Regions from separate parts of the Mus musculus genome. Here all the other regions are linked to region 3. The links are chromatin loops, found by intact Hi-C in ENCODE. Cell type or tissue: left cerebral cortex. All regions are shown on one strand.

The links. Peaks named below come from ENCODE experiments on the same cell type or tissue, not always from the same donor. Only the 100,000 strongest peaks of a DNase experiment are listed, where the experiment ranks them.
Region 1: it touches region 3 in a loop (2.7-fold over the local background); 5 of 42 quality-filtered maps call a loop at or near these places.
Region 2: a loop joins it to region 3, with 4 times the contacts of the local background. A loop is called at or near these places in 5 of 42 quality-filtered maps.

The regions. Positions count from the first base shown.
Region 1 is chr17:63,572,342-63,580,341 of GRCm38, reverse strand. No RefSeq gene overlaps it. Among named protein-coding and RNA genes, the nearest start is that of Fbxl17, 76 kb to the right of the region's middle. In left cerebral cortex, a CTCF peak has its summit at 4,584 (motif pointing left); a DNase peak (open chromatin) is centred at 4,536.
Region 2 is chr17:64,495,889-64,503,888 of GRCm38, reverse strand. No RefSeq gene overlaps it. Among named protein-coding and RNA genes, the nearest start is that of Gm35098, 29 kb to the left of the region's middle. In left cerebral cortex, a CTCF peak has its summit at 4,414 (motif pointing left); DNase peaks (open chromatin) are centred at 479 and 4,405; H3K27ac peaks cover 373 bases.
Region 3 is chr17:64,596,028-64,604,027 of GRCm38, reverse strand. Man2a1 (mannosidase 2, alpha 1) reads right to left here and starts at 2,379. Exons shown (of 22, transcript NM_008549.2): 1 at 2,158-2,379. The coding sequence starts at 2,292. In left cerebral cortex, CTCF peaks have their summits at 1,622, 3,923 (motif pointing right) and 6,075 (motif pointing left); DNase peaks (open chromatin) are centred at 1,942, 2,542, 3,404, 3,870 and 3 more places; H3K4me3 peaks cover 3,807 bases; H3K27ac peaks cover 3,227 bases.

The DNA.
Region 1 (8,000 bases), 1.0 Mb after region 3:
GTCTCTGGTCTTATGTGGAGGTCTTTGATCCACTTAGAGTTGAGCTTTGTACAAGGAGATAAGAATGTATCAATTTGCATTCTTCTACATGATAACCGCCAGTTGTGACAGCATTATTTGTTGAAAATTCTTCCTTTTCCCACTGGATGGTTTTAGCTCCCTTGTCAAAGATCAACTGACCATAGGTGTGTGGATTCATTTCTGGTAGACCTAACTCTTGGGAGCATTCTTTTCCCAGAAGTTCTAGCAGAAAGTTTTATACTGATGTTCATAGCTGTAATTCACTAGCCAGCTTTGAACTGTAGCTAGAATCATAGATCATGGTAGTTTTTGTCAATTTGACACAAACCTAGATGTACATGAGAAAAGGGAATCTTGAGAAAATGCCATCACAAAATTGACCTGTTGGCAAGCCTTCTGATTATTTTATTAATTAATGGTTGATGCAGAAGGGCTCAGCTCACTGTGGGCGGAGCCACCCCTAGGCAGATAACCTTGAGTTATATAAGAAAGCACACTGAGAAAGCCATGGGAAGCAAGACGGTGCTCCCCTAGGGCGTCTGCTTCTGTTCTTGTCATCAGGTTCCTGACTTGTGTTTCTAGACTGACTTCCTTCTATTGTAGCCTGTAATGTAGAAGTATAACATGAAATAAACCTTTTATCTAGCACCAAGTTGCTTTTGGTCATGGTGTTTTAAACAGTGATAGATACCCTAACTAAGAGAAAGACATGCATGACTCCCAACTGTTGTGTACCAACCATCAACATCAGAACATAATTCAACCTCTTGCTCCTGCCACATACCCTAAACATAGATATAAATGAACCAGTGGTGGAGGATGGTTCCCTGAAGAGGTGTACTTGATATCATTATAGGGGAACGGATGCTAAGCAGAAATGAACTACAGATGTCCATTATATCCACCTTGTTATGCTAGAAAAATGTACTGTGATCTTGTCATATAACTGAGAAGGTTTTAGTTTCTGCATCAAAAAGCTTCCCTATGATGAATTACCCTGTGTTAAGTCAAGGCAAGAAATAGTCTGCGGTATTTGAATAAGAGTGGTCTCCATAGGAACATATGTTTGAATACTTGGTTCCCAGTTGATAGAACTGTTTGGGAAAGATTAGGAGGTGTGACCTTGTTGGAGTAAACTCTAGCATACCTGTTGCCTCCCTGTTGCCATGATCCCGACATAGTGATCATGGACTCATACTCTGAAACTCTGAACTCCTCATATAGGCTTTCTTCTATAAGTTGCTTTGGTCATGGTATCTTATCACACAAGTGGAAAAGTAACTAAGACATCACTAAAGACAATTAGTGAGGATCTCATTGAAAAGGTACAAGACACACATGCATCAGATTTGTACCTGTGGAAATAAACCGAAGCAATACTACTGTTATAGGCAGCAATTCCTTAACATGTCACTGGTTTTATGGCGATAAAACATGAAGGAGCTTCATTACTCTCCTGCACAATTTATGCTAACTTGACCTGATTTGTCATGATACATGGGCTTTCCTTCATTAAAAGTTTTAGCCATTCGGAGCTAGGTATGTTACTTAATTGGTACAGTATTTGCCTGCCATACACAGAGCCCTGACTTCCATTCCCAGCACCACATAAAACTGGGCAAGGTGGTATGTCTGTAATCAAGCACTCAAGTTTGAGGCCAGCCTAGGCTACAAGACCTCTGAAGCCTAAGGAAAGGGAAGGAGTAGGCCACCAAGTTCAGACAGTTCTGAAGATTTCACCAAGTAAGTGAGAAGTTAGAGCCACTGAAGCCCTATGATGAAGACATCCAGCTTCCAAGCCTAGCCCAGGAATATTTGTCAAGTAATTTGAATACGCTCAGCATAGTGCTTAGGACATTATAGAATAACAGATTAAAGTTATTATTTTATAAGTATGAACAAAATAATCATAATCATTTTTTCAATAAAAGTTAAGGTATTGGGCATTTAGAAAACTGAGAGGAGTACTCAGTAAGATTCTATGAAAAATTAAGTCCTTTATTATTCTTCCAAGAAAATATGTAATATAATTCAGCTTGGAATTGTTTTTCTTAGTACCAAGGAAAAAAATTAAGAAATTATTCGAATATCCTTTATAATAGAATATTTTATTAAAACTTTAATTAGTGAATTCATGCACTGTGGTTATAACTATATCCATGCAAATGGAAAGAGTATTTAATGAATTTCTTTTAACTTAGTAGAATTTCTCGGACTTTTTCTTTGCACATGTGCATGCAGGATGCAGTCCACTCACAAGGCGAGGACCGGCTGGTAGCAGTACCAGGAACTGAACTGCAGCTGAGATGCAGCCTGAGTGAGTGGATCTCAAGTCTTCATTTACTCTCACCTTGCACTCTCCAGCCTGCAGCTTCTATGCCTGAGAGCTGTTTGCAGGACGAAGTATCATCCGGGATTACTAATGCAGATACTCTTCTGACATCCGTGACAAGCTCTTTCAGTGACTTACAGAAGTTCTCAATAAAATTACCTTCATTTAAGAATTAATTTCAATGATCTCTTATGGGATAATTTGATGCTGATCCCACTTTTAATTATGTAAGTGCTAGAGATATCAGGCTGCTATAATTTATATGATCACTGGTAAATTTAGGGAGAACTTTTTATTAAGTTTTTTTTATGGTTGGGGGGTTTTCCTCACACCTCATAGCCTCTTGTTTTAATTATTATCACACACACACACACACACACACACCTCCGAGTCTAGTGTATATTTATATGTTTAGGAATAACAGGACTAGATAATCTATCAGGGACCTCATTCTTAGTCAAGAACAATTCCTCTCTTCTCAGCAGCCTTTGCCATGGCTCTATCTGTGGGAGGGACTTGTGGAATTTCTTGGGGGTGTTTTTGTTTTGTTTTTGAAGATTTATTTTATGTATGTGAGTACACTATAGCTGTCTTCAGACACACCAGAAGAGGGCATCTGATCCATTACAGATGGTTGTGAGCCACCATGTGGTTGCTGGGAATTGAACTCAGGACCTCTGGAAGAGCAGACTGTGCTCTTAACCCTTGGGGGGGTGGTTTTTAAAATCAAATATATGCTTAGGAAATAATAAATAAAAAAGGAAGGAAGAAAGGAAAAGAAAAAGGGAAAAGGAAAGAAAAAAAGAAAAGTAAGAAATGAAAAGAACAAAATAAAAATTAAAAAAAACGTAGAAAATGATGCCAGTACTGACAATTACTACTATCTCTCAACAGAGTTTGAGCTTCTGTGTTCTATTTGCTACATGCTATATCAAAACGGATGAAATGGACATATAAATTGACTGAAGTTTGCTCTGTTCTTTCATTCAATCAACAAACTCATTATTGAGCACCTAGTATGTGGCATATGTTGGGCATTTTTATAGATTAAGGAAGACAGAAAAAAAAAGCCCCATCTTTTCATGGAATTTATATTGTGTTTGGTTAAGACACACGAGAACGCATCAGATATTTTCTTTATTTTAATATGGGGGGAATAAAGACACAATGAAGAGAAGGGGGTAGTGATCAGGGAAGAACTCTCTGAAAAATGATAGCTGAAAGACTTGAATGGGTAAGCGAGCCACACAACCCTAGAGGTGCTGGGAAGCGAAGATCCTGACACAGAAAAGACATAATTGCATTCAAGGAAGAAAGAGCAGCGTTACAACAAAGTGACAGAAGATGCTGAGAGGGGCGGGAAGGGCAGATGGTTCAGAGGCATCGAAGGCCTCTGGTTTACTCCAGGTGTGAGGAGAAGCGGGATGTTGGGACCAGAGAATGCCATGATAAGCAGAGCGCCGAGGACTGGCTCCGCAGCAGTGGTTCTCAACCTGTGGGTCCCGGCTCCTCACAAGGGTCGAACATTGGATATTTACATTATGATTCATCACGTCAACAAAATCACAGTTAGGAAGTAGCAACGAAATAATGTTATGGTTGGGGGTCGCCACACCATGACGATTGCAGTTAATAAGGGTTGAGTGTTAGCGTCTGCGTGATTGCAATCTTGACTCTTCACTGCCCAAGGTTTAAAATATGAAAAATAAAAATCATTTCTGTGCAAGTGGTATGTGAAGAACAAAACACACACACACACACACACAAATCAGCTTTCTAACCAGAGTGTTACAAACTTAACTCAAAATAAAATACCTGTTTCAGGAGGGTGGGGTAAAAGATTGTGGGAGGAGGTGACCAGAAGAAGGGCAACGGGCAGTATGTAAAGTGAATAAGTAAAATAAGATATATACATATATATATGCATATATCAATAAATTTTGTTATATAAAAACAGGGTATATATATTGCTTTATATATATAAAATAATTAAACCCTCTTTCTATTATGGTTGTTGGGGAACTGCCTATGCAAGCTGTCAACTCACAAAGGTTCTTTGTGGATGGTACATTAGAGTATAACAGCTCAGAATATTCTGGAACATGTCTCCCACCTTTCCTCCTGTCTCCTCCTGTTGACAGCCTGACTCCTGGGTGCTGTTAGAAAGCAAAGCAGAGCTGAGCCACAAGCACCCAGCATCTCTTCCACAGGAAAATGCTGCCATCTGGAGGCTTCTAGAATAAACAGATAAAATTCAGTAATTAAACAAAGTGGAACCAGGGCCCCAGACCCACATCTGTTCATTTCTATATACAACATCTTTTCTCTGGAGAAAAATTATACAGTCATTAACTTAAAAGAAATGAGAAGGCATCCGACCACTTTCATCTTTTTGCTTTGGCAGGCCTGCTGTATTAAACGGAACCCCGGGCAGTTGGTTTTACAAACCTTATTATTTTGTGATCTGCCCATTCATTACCAGTGTAAAGTGGATGTCACTTTTCCACTACTGCTGTGCCATGTCTCAGTCCCCTTTGCGATGGCAAATCTCCATTTCCTCCATGAAAACTGACCAATTCAATTTCTTTGTTCAATTTTGATTAATTATATTTTTCTAAGTAAATCAATTCTTTCATCATTTCAAATATATTTTCATAGTTATATGTAATATTCTATAAAATTTTACTCTTTTATTTGCCTATAGCTATGTATACTTTTTAATCTTTCATGCCATCTTCTTACTTCCCTTTTGTGTAGAATTTGCTGTTTGATGCTGCGCAGTTAGGATTGAATTCAGCGTGCCTCACACCACTGGGATACACATCCAGTTCTATCATGGGGTTTTGAATGGCAGAAGGACGGATATAGAGTGCACGCTACTCTGGGAGACAACATTGTCAGCTTTTGTATTGACAGACACAAGACTTGGGTGTACTCTTTAGAGGTCAACTTTAACATCTCAAATTAGCAGTGACATAAAGACAGGATCGCTGAAATGTCAATGATTAAAAATCTTTTGTAAAGAGCTATGTTTTTTGAGGCAGCTGAACAAAATCGAAGAGCAAATTACAGATGCCAAATTGGGAAAAAAATATATTTTGTACAGTTTAGAGAAAGTATAATATAAAATGGACATCGAATTAAAATAATGATCAAATTGGCTACAATAGAAAGAAAAACTATGAAACAAAGGTACCATAGCCAGGAAAGATATTTCCTAGAAATATGATAATCATAGACTAATTCCCTTAATATATGTGCTAGTTAGACTGCTTCAACTTGACAGAAATTAAAGCCACCCAGGAATCAGATTGGCTTGTAGACTTCTTCCTTGGTTGTCGATGGGTGTGGGAGGTGCCCAGCAGACTACAGTCAGTACCATCCTGGAGTAGCTGGTCTTGAATAAGAACATAAGATGAGCAAGCCATGGAGAACAGGCCAGTTAGCTGTGGTCCTCCATCCTCCACAGCGTCTGTAAGTCTCTGCCTCCAGGTGCCTGCCGAGTCCCTGTTGACGTTCCTTGGTGGTGGACTGTAACTATAAGCCCAATAAACCCTTCCCCTCCCCAAGATGTTTTGATCAGTGTTTTATCACAGCAAAAGAACATGAACTAGGACCCACCTGAAACATTTACTCTGTGAAAGATTGTGTTATGATTATAGGACGGAGAAGAATACATGAACCTCACACGGGGACAAGCACTTTTATTCTGAATACAAATCTCAAAAGTTAAGGAGTAGGAAGAGATAAGGAGAAGGAAGGAGAAAAAGTAAATATACAATTAAAAATGTATAATGAAATGAAGAGTTGCTTACCAAGAACGAGGTAAGACCAGCAAGCAAGCAGAGTGAGAGACTGTTAGCACTGTTGGCCGTTACAGAAACGCAAAGTAAAGCCCTAGTGTGCTCACCACAAGATTGCTAGAACAGCTGTGGGAAAGAATAATGGCAGCCCTCAGTGGTCCCAGCACAAGGAGACGACACACCATGCATGTATTCCTGGGAAGAGTGCAAAAGGATACAACAACTTCAAGAAATAACTTGGCAGTTTCTTCAAACACCAAACATGTATCTGCCTTATAACCCACCTGTCACACTTTAGGGCATTTGTCCCAAAGATACTTATACAAAAACCTAGATAGAATATTCACAGCAATTTTACTTTCATCACCAAACACAAAAGGCAATCTAATGTCCTTCAACAGATGAACCATACACCAATGTACTACCAGTAAGCAATAAAAAAGAATAAACTTCTACAACGCTCAGCCAAGGTGGATCACAAGGTAATCACACTTAGTTGAAAGCCAGCCTCAAATGGCTAAATACTGTACAACCACATTCACATACCGTTCTTAAAAATGACACAGTCATAGAGATGTAGAGCAGACTGATGTTTCTAGGTGACAGGGACAAGGCAGATGTAAAACAAACTCAGCCAAAGAAATAAAGTAGTTTATACAAATCCACACATGGGACGAAGTCACATAGAGTTTTACATGTAGGTGGATGAAAATTATACAAACTATGCAGCTTGCTATTATTGGAGAAAGTGGACGCATGTGTACTGGATCCTGAGTATTCCTTAACTTCCTTTAAGTCGACAGGTTAGACATTTTAGGTTAATGAGAAAACACGTTATGGCCTTCAAATAGAGATTTAGATCTTCTTGATGTCTTAGTCAGGGTTACTATTGTTGTGATCAGGCACCACAATCAAAGCAACTTGGGAAGGAAAGTGTTTATTTGGCTTCTTTCAGGTCCACACCACTGTTTATCACAGAAGGAAGACAGGATAGGGACTCAAGCAGGACAGGAACCTGAAGGCAGGAGCTGACACAGGGGCCATGGAGGGGTGCTGATCACTGGCTTGCTCCTCATGGCTTATTCAGCCTGCTTTCTTATAGAACCCAGGACCACTAGCCCAAGGCTGGCACCAGCCACCATGGGCTGAACCCTATCCCATCAATCACTAATTAAGAAATGCCCTACACCCAGATCCTATGCAGGCATTTTCTTAACTGAGGCTCCCTCCTTTTAGATAACTGCAGCCTGTGCCAAGCTGACACAGAACCATCCAGCATAATTGACCCTTTGGTCAACTTGACACACGTGTACATCATCATTAAGCCACAACCCTTCTTTCCTTTACTTCTTCAAGATCACACATTAATATAAACATCCCAAAAATTTTAAAACTTACAGTCCTTAAAAATACAAATACTTAAAAAACGGCAAAGTCTTTTAAAATTCAAAGTCTCTCAACTGTGGGATCATGTAAAATAAAATTAATTAAATGCTTTCTTACTTCCAAGGGGGATAAGCAGAGCACAGTCACAATCTAAATAAAACAAAAACCTTACTCCGACATTATGGATATCGCAACATCTAATGTCTGGGATTTACTCACCATTCTACAAATGGCTTGGGTCACTTCTCTGGCTCTGCTCTCTGAACCATGCAGAACAAGTTGCTGTTCATCACAGAATGAAGTCAAGACAGAAACTCAAGCAGGACAGAAACCTGAAGGCAGGAGCTGATACAGGGGCTGTAGAGGGGTGCTGCTCAATGCACATGGAGGAGGCTCCAGCTGACTCCACTCTACTATGACTACTCTTCTTGCTGGTCATCCCATGAAACTGACATCTC
Region 2 (8,000 bases), 100 kb after region 3:
TGTTTCTCCCTTGATTCTAGGCGGCCCAGAGATTTTCCAAGTTTAATTCCCTTTGTATTTAATCAGCCTTTCCTGGTTCAACCTAGAAAGGCAAGCCCTTTCTAGGCAGAACTCTTGACTTTATCAGAGTCTGGTTCCAGAGGTGATTAAAAGCTATAGCAACCCCAAGATACAACTCTGAGATTCAGTTAGCTGATTTGGTTAGACTGAGCAGCAATTAAGACCGGTGAAAAATGGGATGCCTGTATTCTGGGGCACGGGATCCAGATAATTACCTGTAGCTTCCTGGAGTGAAGGGTTCATTATAGAAAAGCCTTGACAAGACTGTTAACTATGACCATAGGATTTAGAGAGGAAATCAGTAAGAAGGAAAGGACAACAGAGTAGGCTCTCTGCCTCTAAAGAAAAGGTTACGATTTCCAATCCTCAGCTCAAGTTTCAGTGATGGGGAAACTTCCAGGATTGCCCTAAAAATACCTCTCGTAGCCATATGGCTAATGTATAATTTTTCCATCCTGTAGGTTGGATAATTATAACCCAAATGGAATTCACAGACATGCCAGGTCTCTTATGTAAAAGTTAGGGCATTGATTAGGAAAGAGCAAAATTTGAAAGTGAGGACATTTAGGCAGATTCCAATCATTTGGAGAATCATAAACTTTCAAGTCCCACCAATCCTTCTTTTTTCCTTTTTTAAAATTACCCTCCTCTTGCTTAAGACCCTGGCATAGTCATAGTCACGTCTCACTACCGTTTCTGGTGGTTCTGTGGCCCAATAGCTAAAGTTAGAGACCAATAGACCCTGGGGTGTAGGATTTGATCTAGGCAGGCATATAATACATGCACTGAAGAACTGAAAGATTTATTCTATTGTTAGAACCTTGGAAAGCACTTGTGAGGATGCAATGTGATGATTTTAGATTCAACAACAAGAAGCATAAGATGGGCAATGGCCAACTGTAGACCAGACTCAACACTCCATCAGAATGTCTGAGATGACTCTCTAGATGGCTTACTTGACGGGATAACTAAAACCAGGACCCAAGAGTAGCCTTCATTAAATGCAATTGATTTCTAAACAAAACCAAAAAAAAAAAAAAAAAATCAAAAGCCAAAAATATTGGGATGTATCAGTCAGAAGCCATTTGATCATCTGCCCTATCCCCATTATGTCCCCCAAGAGAGGCAAGAGGCCCTGAGAGATGTATTAGTGTCTTTGAAAGTACCAGTGACATTCTTCTGTGGATTAGTGATGGTTGTACAGTATGACACTATTTGGGCATGCTGCAAGGACATCCAGAGGCCTGGTGACAGCACTTGCCACCAGAGATAAGGCAGCCAAGGTTACTGTACTGGATAAGAAGCCCGAGTTTGTGATCTGAAGGTTTTGTCTACACTGATTGCTGTCAGGGACATTTCTTCAATCACAGATCTCCTTTACTATAAAGTTGTAAATGTTTTATAATAATAATTGATTCACCATTTTTTTTCAAGTCTAACGCACAGCTGTCTCCTTTATTAAGAAGCCTTAGCAGAGTTGCAGATCTAATTTGTCTTCACAGGGCCCTTCAAAACCAAGGAGGCTGTGATGTCACAAGGAAGGACACAGGAGATGGCAACAAGACTGGACTTCAAAATCTTGTCCTAGCTTTTCCTCCAAGGAAACATATTTGTTTATCAAAACAGTTCCGTGTGGCAGAAAAATACCTCATCATTGTAGGGTCTCTGAACACTGGTTCTAAAATGCTTAACCCTTGGAGAACCCCACATTTTAGGGTCTACTAGCTGTACTGGGAAATGAGTTGTCAGGAATAGGGGGAACATTGGCAAGGGTGTCTTCCAGAGGACCTAGTGCCTTGTGGTGGTTTTCCCAACTTGCAGAACCCTATGTCAAATCCTTGAGTAGAGCCATATCATAATAGGAACAGCCTTTTTTTTTTTTTGACAAAAGTCACAAATATTCTACAGTCTTGAGGGAGATATTTAGAGATTCCTATGATCACCTAAAACTGAGACATGCCAAGGATGGTAATTCCTATCCCATTTGCAGAAATTTCCCCAGTTTGTCACGTGCAGAAGAAAGATGAGTTTTGAAAAAGAACAATAGATTTTTATAAACTTAATCAGGTCAGGACATCAGTTACAGATACATCTCTGCCTGGGCTGTCTTGTAAGTACCAAGTGCTAATTGATTGTACCGCCGAAGCTCCCAGATACATCTCAATGACTGCAAATCAATTTATTCTGGGCTGTCACCTTTAACACTCTCGATCTGGCAAATGATTTTTTTTTGGGGGGGGCTATACAATTTATAAGGACTACTTACTGTTGTTGTAAATGCTGAATTAAGCCCCTGGGAAAGATGGAGCAGAGAATTATGTGCCGATCTGTGTTGGTTAAGAATAAAACCATGCTTCTGTGATAATTCTTTGAAGAAACCCGTGGAATAGAGTTGGACTCCTGGAGAGGTTGAGTGACTAGACTTGGACTGTCAAGCAGCCACATGTACTGAGCTACCATCTGGACCTGGGGGCCATCTCCTGTCACAGATGTGGCCACAGGCACAGTACTGTATAATCACATTGGAGGAGTAGAGACAAGGCCAAGTCTAAATGGGCCTCAGAAACACATTCAAAATCCATGAGCATTGGGGTCTCCATGGCCCTATACCTTCTGTCTTAGTGCCCCTCCCTGGCCCTGTCCTACAGCCCTGCAGTAAACTAGCTGAGAAAGGAAATCCTTAGACATGACCTAAAGATGACTCTGTCGATGTTCTACCCCAGTACTGAGTGGTGCTGAGTGCCAGCCTTACCTGTGAGAGAGTAAATTAAAGTAGCCAGTGATTTCCACAGGATGGAACCCTCAAAAGGTTAGGGAGCACTCAGAGTTGTCTGTCTGTGGTCTCAGCTTTGAGGGAGGACCTCTCAAGTCTAGGAACTGGGAGACCAACCTATAATACCCTTTTGAAGGGAAAACAAAAAGCAAGCAACAACAATGTGACAGAGATATTATTCTTATTTTAATTATATATAATCAATTTATAGATAAATAATATATAACAATTATATATTCATATTATATTTAAATTAATATGAATATATTATATATTTACATTTATATATTATATTTTATATTATATATTTTATATAATATAAATATTCATAAAATATAATGTAACATGATGTTATATATTATATAATTTATATTGAAATGTATTTATAATTATAATAATATATACTTATAAATTATTGTTTAATGATTTCATGAAATAGTAATTTACTTAGTGATGATTAATAATGTATAATTAACTATAATATTATACAATTATTATTATTTTTATTATTATTATTTCCATATACAGAATTATGTTTTACATTCTAGAACTTAAGATTTCATCACAAATTCACCTTCATGCCTTGTTTCCTGATGGTTCCCCCCCCTTCTCTCTCTCTCTGACTTTTACCCTCTACCCACAAACCACCACAGCTTTTAGCCCATGATGGTTCTCCCAGTAGCTACCACTCCATCTAATAACATAACTTTTATCTCTCTTCAATGTCTTCTTCCTTATTTTTCCTTTCCATCTTGTTCTTTATACCTATTACCTCCTAAACAAGCATCCCTAAGCCCAGATGCTTACAGAGGAGAAGCAAATGGTGTCATAGCCTAATAGCAGACGGTTAACACAGCACATGGTTTTTATGTCCTTATAGCCATGGCAAAACCCATCTCTCTGTTGCTTTCCAAGCATGTTGGCAAATAATCACCAAGACTCACCTTGAGTAGCAAGAATAAAGACAGACAGATGAGAAGCATGACAAACTTTGAACAGGTACCACCGCGCAGCACCTTGAATGGGTGCCAGGAATGAGGGGCTGACAGAGTCAGATGTGACCACAGAAACTGAGACGTTATATTTTTATGTGAACTCTATGAGTCTGAATTTGGTCTCCCATTTGCTAACACGCTGTGCCAATTGGAAATTGCAGGAAGTTACCAGCCAGACAACAGCCTGCAACTCTGGTCTGCGATGCAAGCAATGGATCTTAGTGTGTCTGGGAGTGCTGAACATGCAGCCTCGCAGTGCCTTCTCGTTAATTATTTCTTACTTTTGGTTAAGCTTTTACAAATCTAAAATTGAATGTTATCGGATGCTACAGCTAGCAATGGAGAAAGAGAGCGGCTTCTTTGCTCTCTTTACTCTAGAGCCTGGTCTATCCTTTGCCGGTAGCGGAGACTCAAATACGTTTTGAGTTGTTGAAAGAGAACACATCAAGTGCACGTTAACAGATTAGTTGCACTTTGCTGTGCGATCAGAAGCAAGACTCCACCTAAGGCTAAGGTTAGGGAGTAGGAGACATGGTTTTGATGAAGAGGCTGGGTCCAGAGAGGTATTAAATGCTGCCCTCAGGAGGCGTAACGAGGCATCTCACTGATTTCAGCTATGGAGGTCAACAGAGAGCCCTGAGCCTTCAAGAGTCTTTGTAGCACAGTAAACCCTGTTTATTTGCTATCTGCTGCCCTGAGTCGCTGTGAGGCACAAAGGCTCTGTCTGCCTCTGTAAATACAGTGACATGACTGTCACTTCTCTATGCAACTTGCCAGAAACCTGCTGATTTGTGACCGTCACTTGATACATAGCATTAAATGGATACTCTGAGTGGAACCCTAATATACAAAGAATATTCTGCAGAAAGATATATATATATATATATATATATATATATATATATATATATATCCCTCCTAACTTCACAAGTTTGAAGAATTCTCAGAGTTGTATATGTTTTCAAGGAATAATATCAATAAAGTAGTTAGCTTCCAAGATCAAACCCACAGTGATTGTGTAATCACGCAGGCAGGTGGCCATGGGTCTACTGGTGTACACTACTGCTTTCTGATAAAATGAAGATATGAACTACGTTACATAAAAATGAAAGGCTCGTAGTTTGTTGACTACATACTGAGTCATGCTCCAATTATTTTTAAAGGGAGAACTTGTTAGTATTTTCTGTTAGATTAACATGCCAGACAACATCTGCTTAGTCTTTCTCTTTCTCTCTCTCTATTTAATGAAAATATTTTTTTAAAATTTGCCATATGTTGGATGATACATTTTAAGTCCATAATAATGATAACACTTTATTATGCATATACAAACCTGCTCTAAGTTAGAACAGCATTTAGAATAGGAAAAGCTCAGTGAATAAAACTGTAGTTCCGGAATGTCATTTTGTAGGACTTGGGATCTTATTTCTTTGAGATTGCCAGCACCCTACACTTCCCAACACACATTCTTTATTTTATAACGAGCAATGAAGAAATATTTAGCTGTGCATAGAATCAGGCAATTGTGCCTTACATATGAAGTTAGATAAAAATATTTCATATTCCATACAACCGTAATGCGATCTTACAAATTGTTCCATATAAGCTACAAAGCTTACCATAATTGGCAAATGTTTATAGAATAGTTGCTATGTGTTTGATTGTAGGCATTGGGACTATGTAAATAAGTATACAAAAAGAATCTGTTTGTCCCCAAGACTTAAATTCTAAACTATTATGATGTGAACATTTCCATTCTGCTGGGTTTTATGTGTTAGGTAAATGAAATAATAGATAACAGAATCGACTTATAGTCCCATGTGTTCATACTTATGGATATGATGCCTTTCAAATATACTCTCTGTTATTTTCTATGCCCCCTTAGCATCACATGTTGGCAAATTCTCCTGTCTTGGCGGTACAGATGAAGCAACTGGGTGATCTATTCCCACAGCCACTGTCCTAAGGACAGTTTAATCTCTTCCCGACTTTGGCAAACATGAGTTGTGAAAAATAACTGGAGAGGGTAGTGAAGGAGAGGAGGACAGAGGAAAGAGGATAAAGGAGGAGAGAGGAGAGAGGGGAAAGAAAGGAAACAGGAGAGAGGAAAGGAGGGAGCGGAGAGAGGAGAGGAGAGGAGAGGAGAGGAGAGGAGAGGAGAGGAGAGGAGAGGAGAGGAGAGGAGAGGAGAGGAGAGGAGAGAGAGGAGACAGAAAGGAGAGTATCAAGAGACAGAAGACAGGAGAGAGAGAGGAGGAGAGAGAGGGGAGAGAGGAGATACATAGGAGAGAGGAAAGAGAAAGGAGGGGGAGGAGACAGGAGACAGGAGAGGAGGGGAAGAGAGGAGATGAGGGGAGAGGAGAGGAGAGTGGACAAGAAGGGAGGGGAGAGGAGAGGAGATGAGGGGAAGGGAGAGGAGACAGGAGAGGAGATAAAGGGAGAGGGCATAGGAGAGGAAGCCCTGAATGCAGTCACATACTAGGAATCCCAGGAATAACTGAGGCTGAGGGGTGACAGCAGTCACCGACTGTACTTGATCCTCACTTCTGCTAAGTAATGAGATGACATTTCTCTCCAGTCCTTGGATTCATAAAAGGTTTCCTGAATTTCTTTGACTAGTGGAAGATAAACAGGAATAGCTCTGCTGCCGTGGCTGTGGCTCTTCAGCTGAAATGGATCCTTTCATAGCCAAAGCTCCAGTGTGGTTGAGACCAACAGAGAGTCCCTGACAGCCTATTCTGGAAGTACAGCATAGGCAAGCCACATGCTTGCACTCTGTCAAGCCTTTGCATTTGATGTTCCTTTGCCTACCACATCTCTAACTCTGTGTCTGTTAGTGCAGTCTCGCTTCCTCTACCCTCGGTTATGGATGTCAGGAATTTATCCCGATAGCTGTTTTTACGTTGTTATCATATGATTGCCTGCAATTGTGGCAACTCGAGAACAGGGAGAAAATATAGGCATGAACTTGTTCTGAGGTTGATATTTTTATTTATTTATTTATTTTTGGTCTGGCGATTATAGCAAAAGAATGTTAGGATTTGGCAAGAGGATAATTGAAGCTGTGGGCTGCTAACCCCCAGCTTGCCTGGGAGGGATATATAAATTCGGGGAGACACTGGTGAAAATAAGAAGTAGTGGAGTCCAGGGATGGGCTGTTCTGACAAGGTGGGTGATTACTTACAGATAAAATAATTGAACATTTTATAAAGACATTGTAATTGCAGCATAGGGTTGTGCAATCATAGATTTGCAAAGGTTCTGGGCCTCCAGCAAAACCTCAGGTCACGAGAAGGCACACAATGTGGAAATAAAACCGAGGGAGTCAGTCAGAGGGATGTGTGAGCCAGTAGACCATAGAGCTGAGAGGCCAGCCAGGCCAGCAGAGTCTTCAGAATAATGGCAGGCATATAGAAATGTCGAGGTTAAGAGGGGATGCTGGGCTAATCGCCAAAGCCATCGATTTCCTGATTGGACCATAAACGAGGACTGCGTCTAATTGTCGGGATAATCTGGAGTCAAGACACTTTTCTTTACAAGAGACCACAGGCAGAAGGCAGTGGGTTGGGGCCTTTCTAACCCTGAACTTCACTGAAAATTGTGAAGGAAAGTAGCCACCCGAGAAGGCTGAGGGCACATGGATTTGTAAGAGCCATGACCACGTTTCTGGGGAGATAGAAGTTGAAGATGGAGAGAGGGTTATTTGAGGATTTGGAGGAGGACTGAAAGGCTCTAAATACATGTTTGGTGGATGGGGGGAAAAGGCACAAGGATGGGCCAGAGAAAAGGGCAGAACTTTGTTAGAACGAAAGCTAGAAGGTGGAGCAGGATGAGGAAGATGTCCTTTTTTGATGACCCGTGAAAATGCACATAGGAGGCAGGGAGGAATTTGCAACTTCTCTGGGCTGAGTGGAGACAGCAGCAGATTAGGACCAGGTGTCCTCATTGCCTCTTGAGCCCAATTATGGGATTGGCCAGAAGACTCTCTGTTCAAGCAATGCACACTTCTCTTCTGCAAGCATGAATCGCATACAGTCTTGACATCCGAACCTGTCAGAGGATGCTCCTGGGGAGATCATCTTTGTTTCACGCAGCTTCATAGAGCACACACAGAAAGATGCTGCGATTGTTTTGCACTGGTTGCTGCAAACCAGAGTCTCATGAGAAACCAG
Region 3 (8,000 bases):
ATGGTTTGCATCGTAATAATGTTTGGCTGTAAAAGTAAATTAGAAGACTCTCTGGGAAAGCGTAAATCTGAAGCCCTGAAAAGGACCACATTCATTCTGTCTTCATACTAGAGCTTACTTTTCCGGGGGTGGGGGGGTGGGGGGTGGATCATAAGCTAAGTCACCACCAGCAAGTCTATTTCTGTTCTACACAATTCCGACAACAGGCAGGCTGGAGCCCAGTTCTAGCAAGACAGCTTTGTGACTCTGAGACTATACTCTGAGAGCTGCCTGTTCAAGTCCCAGACTTTGCCTAAGCGACCTTGGGCTCAGGAAGCTCCCAAGCCTCAGTTTCCCACCAACTGAGCAGTAGCTGGGGAGATAGGTTCATCACATGAAGTTAATGGTCAAACACGTGAGACTTACGAAGAGGGCTTATGGAGTTTAGCTACTGGGAGATTCAGTGGCCCACCTATTCTAAACCTTCTCTCTACAATGAAGTCCAGATAAAGCACAGAGGATGCCACTCCCAAGCCCCCCCCACCTCTCTCTCTCTCTCTCTCTCTCTCTCTCTCTCTCTCTCTCTCTCTCTCGGAACAGACAACGCACCACTTCCTAAGGTCACCACCACCGCTCTGCCAAATGCTGTACACTCTAGGCAAACCCTCAACTTCTCAGTGAGCTGGGGGTTCATACGAAAATGGGAGAACCAACTGCCTGAGATGTCTCAGTAACAGAATGAGTCACTCGCTGCTTTAGAAACAGAGGGAAATGTCAAGGTTGCCAGAGAACCCCATGCAGATGTTCGCATAAATCATGTTCAAGCGATCACCCAGCCAAAGCTAGAGGACACTATTAAGACGTCACTGGGCAAGAGGAGTTCCATTTATATATTTCGTGCAAAGAGAAAACTCTGAAAATGGGGTTGGGGGGAGAAAGGTACATTTAACTCCAAAATTAGAGAGCATGTGGGACAAAGCTCAGATCTCCCGGGCCCTGGCTGCCAGTTTACTCCAGCCTTTGCACAAGGCCGGTGCAAACTCCCAAGTTCAAAATTTAAAGGCAGCAGAGAGCATGTGTTATATATTTTCTCTCTGTGCTCTATAGGGGAAGCAGAAGCTGTAAACATTTGGAAACATCTGTCTGTGGCCAGCTTTTTATTTCCACACTTCTAAAAGAAAAAAATACTTCTAGTGCTGTGTACTAATGACAGAATCCGCAAGTCCTCGTTCCGATTTCATTAAATTCCCACCAAGCCATTGACCCTGGCATATCAGAAGAAATGGCAAGGGCTATTTCCAGTCATTTAAACTGTCATATTAAAAGAAAAAAAAAGGCAAAACATCAGCCTTATTCGGGTAGGTTGTAGATTGCTCTGGTCAACTAGTTGTTAGCTTGTCAACACTTGGATTCTTCGGATTTCTCCACACATCTGCTTCTACTAAAATGTATGTGTGTCAACAGAGAAAAGCCGTAAAGGCCACTCTCAATTGCTACGTGGTCACCTCCCACACAGAACCTATTGCATCCATTTCTTGTTATTTGCTAGTAACTTTTCCTGAAAGACTTCGGGTGGGTCGTTTGTTCAACTCCTCTGCCAGCTGGACCACCCCGCAGAGAACTGAGCGCCGCACAGCTTCCAGTGAGAGAATAACAGGCGCTTCCCCACTCTGCTCCAAACCAACCCGAGGTAACAGCTGAAGCATGACGACACTAAAATCAACCCTACTATCCATATCTCAAAGGGCTGCAACAGGAAATAAACTTTTTTATCTCTTAAGAGACAGTGAAAGGGAAAGGGGTCAGAAACAGAAATCTGCCTAGGTGGGCTGTGTTTAATCAATTTCCGCGCCTCGGTGCGTTCAGGGATCTGGGCGGCCTCTGGCAGCTTTAACCCTGAGCTAGCTTAGGGGCGACACTCACACCGGTTCCCCACCAGCAGGTGGCCGAGCCCACTTCCACAGGCCCGGGTGCAAATGTGGGAATATGTCCTCTTTTGCCCGGTGCCAAGGCTGCCACCGCATGACGCCCAGCACTTTGCAAACTCAGCGGTCCGAAACCTCAGCAAGCCGGATGAGGCTCTGCCGGTCGTCGGGTGCGGCCTCACCCTGCCCCGGTGCCGAGAAGTGCGAGCCCCGGGACCAGCCCTCCAGCTTGCGCCCGCCACCAGGTGCTTACCTGCGGAAAGGAGCCCTCCTGGCGCGGGCCCCGAGGGTAGTCCAAGTGACCCCTGTCCAGCATCAGGTAGAGTGAGAAGATTACGACGCAGAAGATCGCGCTGCCAAACACGGTGAACTGGCGACTTAACTTCATTTTCCTCGATGGACTCGGGGCCAGGACGCGGTCCTCACCCGAAGGAGGCAGAAGACTGAGGACTCCAGCCGGCGATCGCCGAGGGCTCCCTGCTCCCGGCCGCACACCCTTCGCGCGCTACGGCGCGGGTCCCGGCTGCGCTCCGCACCTCGTCTCCGGAGCCACCACGCGCCCTCGGCCTACGCCCTGGCCCGCTGCCCTCCCCAAGGCCGGCCGTCCCTGCAAGGCAGACTCCTGGAGAGCAAGGCAAAGGTCCCCACAAACTTGCTTTCCTGCAGGATAGCGCTACCCGGTAGGGCGGTCGGAGCAGTCAGAGGAGAGGTCTCTGCCCGACTTCCTGCCACGGGCCGGCACGACTGAGTCGGCAGGAAAAGTTTTCTCGACAAGGGCAGGCGTGTCCTCCGCGCCCAGAGAACGCGCGGGTTCCGCGGCTCCGGGGCCGAGTGTGCGGCGCTGGGAGCAAGGAGCGCGCGGAAGAAGGAACTGGACCTGGAGGCGCCGTGCCCCACAACTTAGCGCCGGGACACCCAGGCCCACCCCCGCCACACCGCCCCCGCGTGCCCGCCGAAGAACCCCTTCCTGCCGCGGCTACTGCGGGGGCCCGACCCGGGTGCACCCTGTGCGCCGGAGCGCTGCAATCCAGGACTTTCCTCGGCGTGTGCGTCCGATCCCCGGCCTCTCCCGGCCCCCGCCGCCCCTACCTTCCCCCTCGCGGGCCCGGGCTGCACGCGGAGGGCGCAGGGGGCGGGCAGCGCCGGGAGGAGGCAAGCCGAGGGAGGAGGAGAGGACCGTCCCCGGAGAGGAGCCCGCTCCAGCTGCAGCCGTGGAGCACCCCCTCCTTCCCGCCCCGAGAACGCGGAGATGGCGGCGGCAGCCGCGAAAGGAAGAGCCGGTTCCCCAGCGCCACTCGGCGCTCCTGTACCGCCCGCCACGAGCCGGAGGAGACGGCGGCGGCGGCAGCGGCGGCGGCGCAGCGGCCGTTGGGTCAATAGGCGCCCGCAGCCCTGGAGCTGGGCAGCCGGCTGGCCCCGCCCCCTCCCGACGCGCCGGGATGAGGGGGCGGGCCCCCTGGCGCCCAATCACAGCGCGCCGCCCGCCAGGCCCGCCCAGCGCCTGCCTCACTGGGCCCTGACAGTAGGAAGACCTCAAGAGGCTTCAGTGACAAGGGAGGCGGCTTTGCAGGAATTGAGGCCAGCAGAGAGGTGCCTCCAGGGCTCCAGCAGCCTAAGGTCCAGAGCGACAGTGGTTCATTCCCCAGATTCCATCCTCTTGTCGCGTCTTCTATCCTGGAACGCCCAGATCAGCCTGCCTTGGAAGGGTCTGTGCAGGGCTGGAAGGGGAGGTAGACAAGAAATCTGAGGAGCCTAAAAAGGACTCATCTTTTCCTCTTGCTTTTGGCGACATCCTGGTGAAACCAGGGGAAAAGGGAGGCTGACAAAGCCTCTTGTAGGCAGATGTAGACATCTGGCGACAAAATCTAGTAAGAGGGGGATCTAAGAAATGCCTGTACCCACTATTGAATTATGGTCTCAAGCTCCAAATTCGCCCTTTTCCACTACTCTGTGAAAATGAATCTGGGCCTTTTAAGGAGGTTTCTCTTCACCCTTCTGGGACACTGTGTCAGTAGAGGGTGCTGAAGAGACATTACAGGAAATAAAGGAACTTGCTTCCTGGTTCTAGTACATCTGATAAGCAGTTTCTCCTAGCATTCCTGACTTTTTCAAGTACAGAGCTCCCCCCTGGCCAACAGTTCTGTAATGGTGTTGGTCGTGGATACTTTCCTGGCACCCTGTTAACAATGTATAGCAAGTTCGGGAACAGTATCAGAGTGATGCCTGCTCTTCAATTAACCATACTGCTGTCTCCATAAGGTCTGTCTCTTAGCCCTTGACTGGATGGGAAACCCATCTTTTGGGGGCCCTTTATCAGTCCAAGAGGTAACTATAAGCCCTGCTCTCCACAGTTGCTGTCTATAGTCTTTCTGGTTTTCTTCTTGCTAGGAAATTCTTGGTTATTTAACTCCCTATTAAAGTTAAGAATTAGTTTTACTAAGCCCTCCGTGTCCAGGAAGTAGTCCCAAGAGAGACCCATAAAGACGGATTTAAAGGTCAGATCGGTTGACTTTCGCCTCAAGCTCCTTGCCAACGGAAAATAGAATGATAATTTGGGTCATGAAGAGCATCACAGTTAATTAAGCCATCACCTGTGGTTGATTCTGATGACGTGCCAATGGAGCGAGTACATGGGGACTAGGTGACATCAACGAAAGTGACTAAATAACAATGGTGGTGGTAGGCATTGGAGTGCTTGCGAATGCTTATAAGAAAAATGGCAAGTCCCTGTCTATCAGCTATCCTTAAGGTATGAGGATCAAAGCGATTCCTCTTGTAGCAAGGAGAATTCTATAACTGAAGATCAAATGTTCTACTTTGGTTTTAGAGCCACTGAACTTATTGTTACTATTGAATTCTCAGACATGGCAAGGTTTTTTGTTTTTGTTTTTGTTTTTGTTTTTCCTTCCTCTAAAAAGTTGATGGGTTAACTTGTGATTGATAAAATCCTAAAATTTGGAATGAGTTAGCCAAGGCTAGGACTAGCAGTTCTGTTCTCTGTGACCCATCCCATCCCCAGCACAGACTTGTACAGTCAGACTAAGTCTCCCTTGCCAAGCGAAGCAGGGTGTCATTCTGTGGCTAAGCAGACCAGGTTTCCTTTGCTTAAAACCCTTGTCGTTTTGGACTGGAGAGATGGCTTAGTGGTTAAGGACACTGGCTGTTTGTCTAGAACAGTGGTTCACAATCTATGGTCTCCACCCCTTTGAAGGCTCCCTTTCACAAGAGTCACCTAAGAGTCTCAGGAAACACGGATATTTTACATTATGATTCATAACAGTAATAAAATTATAGTTATGAAGTAGCAGCAAAAAAAAAATGTGTCTAGGAGTCACCACAACATGAGGAACTGAATTAAAGGGTGGAGGTTTTAGGAAGGTTGAGAACCACTGGTCTAAAGAAAGGACCTGGGTCCTGTACCCACATACAGTCAGCTCAGTAGGCCATCCCTCAGTCTCAGAGGATTCTAGTACCTTCTGGTCTCTTTGAACACTAGTACCGCATGTTGTACCCAGACTTACATGCAAGTAAAACATCACTATAAGCCGGGCGGTGGCACACGCCTTTACTCCCAGCACTTGGGAGGCAGAGGCAGGTGGATTTCTGAGTTCGAGGCCAGCCTGGTCTACAAAATGAGTTCCAGGACAGCCAGGGATACACAGAGAAACCCTGTCTCAAAAAAAAAAAAATTGTCATCTTTCAGGTTTGGGGGTTGTATGCATTTTTTTTTCCTAAAATACTCATCTGTTCAAGAAAGTCTACCAAAAGTGATTGTCTTTATCTGGGCAAATTCCTTGACACAGAATTCACATCTTTCCTAAAACCACCACAACCAACTACCTGAGAATATGATCCCATTGGACTGTGTGTTCTTGTGGAATAAAATGAAGCAATGATTCATATAACAAAATAATTACAATTGTGTCTAATATATGTCAGCAAAAAATCTGGGAACAATGCTTCGAAATGGTTTCTAAAGATATGAGGCCATGAAATAAAGACTGTAACACAATGTAGCAAACATGTATTCCTACTCTGGGCTGGAAGGATGCCTCAATGTTTAAGAGCACTTGTTGCTCCCACAGAAGGCTTGGGTTCCCAGCACCAATCTGACAACCTGGGACACTGACTCCAGCGCCAGAGGACCTGACGCCCTCCCGTGGCCTCCTGGGGTACTGTATGCATATGATGCACAGCTATACCTGCAAGCAAATGCACTGATGTGCAGAAAATGAAAGTCGATCTACTTTTAAATGTGTTTCTACTCTCAAGCATTCAGCTCCCGCAACCCGAGGTGACTTGACTGGTGGATAGTGTATGAGACGGAGATGCCAGAGCGTCATGGCATGGAGTGGAAAAGGAAATTTAACAACTTAGAGGAAAACAAATACTGTTACTAGATTTATCACATGTAGCTTGCAAGCCCATGCCCCAGCTGTGCTCCATGCAGTGACACAGAAGATATTACCATTATTGAAGTTTTGAGACGGATGGGGGTGGGGGGTGGAGGTACTCTGTGGATTCTCCCATGGGCCAGGCATGGCCCTAGATAATGGTTCAGCTGACCTCCCTGATTTTCATGGAGATGACAGGAGTCCAGAATAGCAGAGTCCAAGCAGTGTTTAAGCAATAGACAGAGTAGACTCATTTGTCTTTAGAGTAGCAACCTACCCGGGCCCACGAGAGATGTCCTCAGAAAACAGCATATAGGCAGCTAAAATAGGATGTCACTTATTTCCAACAGGCAGGGTTCTAGATCAGTTAGCTAAACTCTGACTTTAGTTGCCACAGTAGAGAGGCATAGACTTTCAGTCAGCTCTCAGACCTAAGTCAGCCCACAGACCTGGAATGATTTGGTTGCCCTCTCAGGAAAGACCTTGTGCCGCAGCCACAATACACAAACAAAAGGGCATATCACTATGCAGGAGGAGGGCTTGTTTATTTGGTGTAGGGAGTGTACACTGACAAACTTCAAAGGAAGTTGTAAACTCGGAGCCCTAATCTAATCTAATTGGTGTCCTTAAAAGAGAGAAACATACTATACTATAACATACATGATGCACACCATAGCCATCTGATGACATGATTTTTTTTTTTTTTTTTTTTTTTTTTTTTGGTTTTTTGTGACAGGGTTTCTCTGTGTAGCCCTGGCTGTCCTGGAACTCACTTTGCAGACCAGGCTGCCTTCGAACTCAGAAATCCACCTGTCTCTGCCTCCCAAGTGCTGGAATTAAAGGCGTGCGCCACCACTGGCCAGCTGATGACGTGATTTTAAGCAGTGAGAGACACGACAGCTCGGCTGGCACTTTGATTTTAGACCGCTGGCCTCAGGACTCTGAGAAAATAAATTTAGGTTATTTGTGGCATCCTATCTCACTGTAACAGCCTTGGTATGTGTGGACTGGTACAGAAAGCAGCCACCCAGCTAGCACATACTATATAACAAAATCATACAAATCAAAGGAAAAACAACAATTTTAAATAAGTAAGGGACCTAAATAAATATTTTCCATAGAAGACATATAAATAGCCAACAGCAATATTAAAAAAAAGAGTGTTCAACAACATTAATTATCAGAGACTTACACATTAAAATCACGATAGATATCACTTCATACTTGTTATGATGGTTTTGGAAAGGAGTAAAATACTGTTATTGAGGGGATGGCATAAAGGGGGCCCTTGTAAACTGTTGGAGGGCTTACAAACTGCCACATTAAGAGAAACAATTCCTAGTACAGTTTTAGATAGAAATCGGTACCGTTTATGGAAAACACTAGGAAAATTCCCTGCATACCGGAAAATAGAACTGCCCTATGACCCAGCAATACCACTGTGTGTGAGTATGTATAACTGTGTGTGTGAGTGTGTGACAGTGTGTGTGTGAATATATAAGTGTGTGTATGTGTGTGTTAATGAGTGTGTGTGTGAGAGAGAGTGTGTGTGTTTACAATCTATAACCTACAAGCAGCTTCTCTTTTCTAGAAAATTGATTTATATCCTATCACTTGTGATTTATTCCACTAAGGCCTTTTACTATGGTATCTTGGGAGTCATGTTGCAATGACATCGGAGAGCAAGCAGTATCTAGTGAGA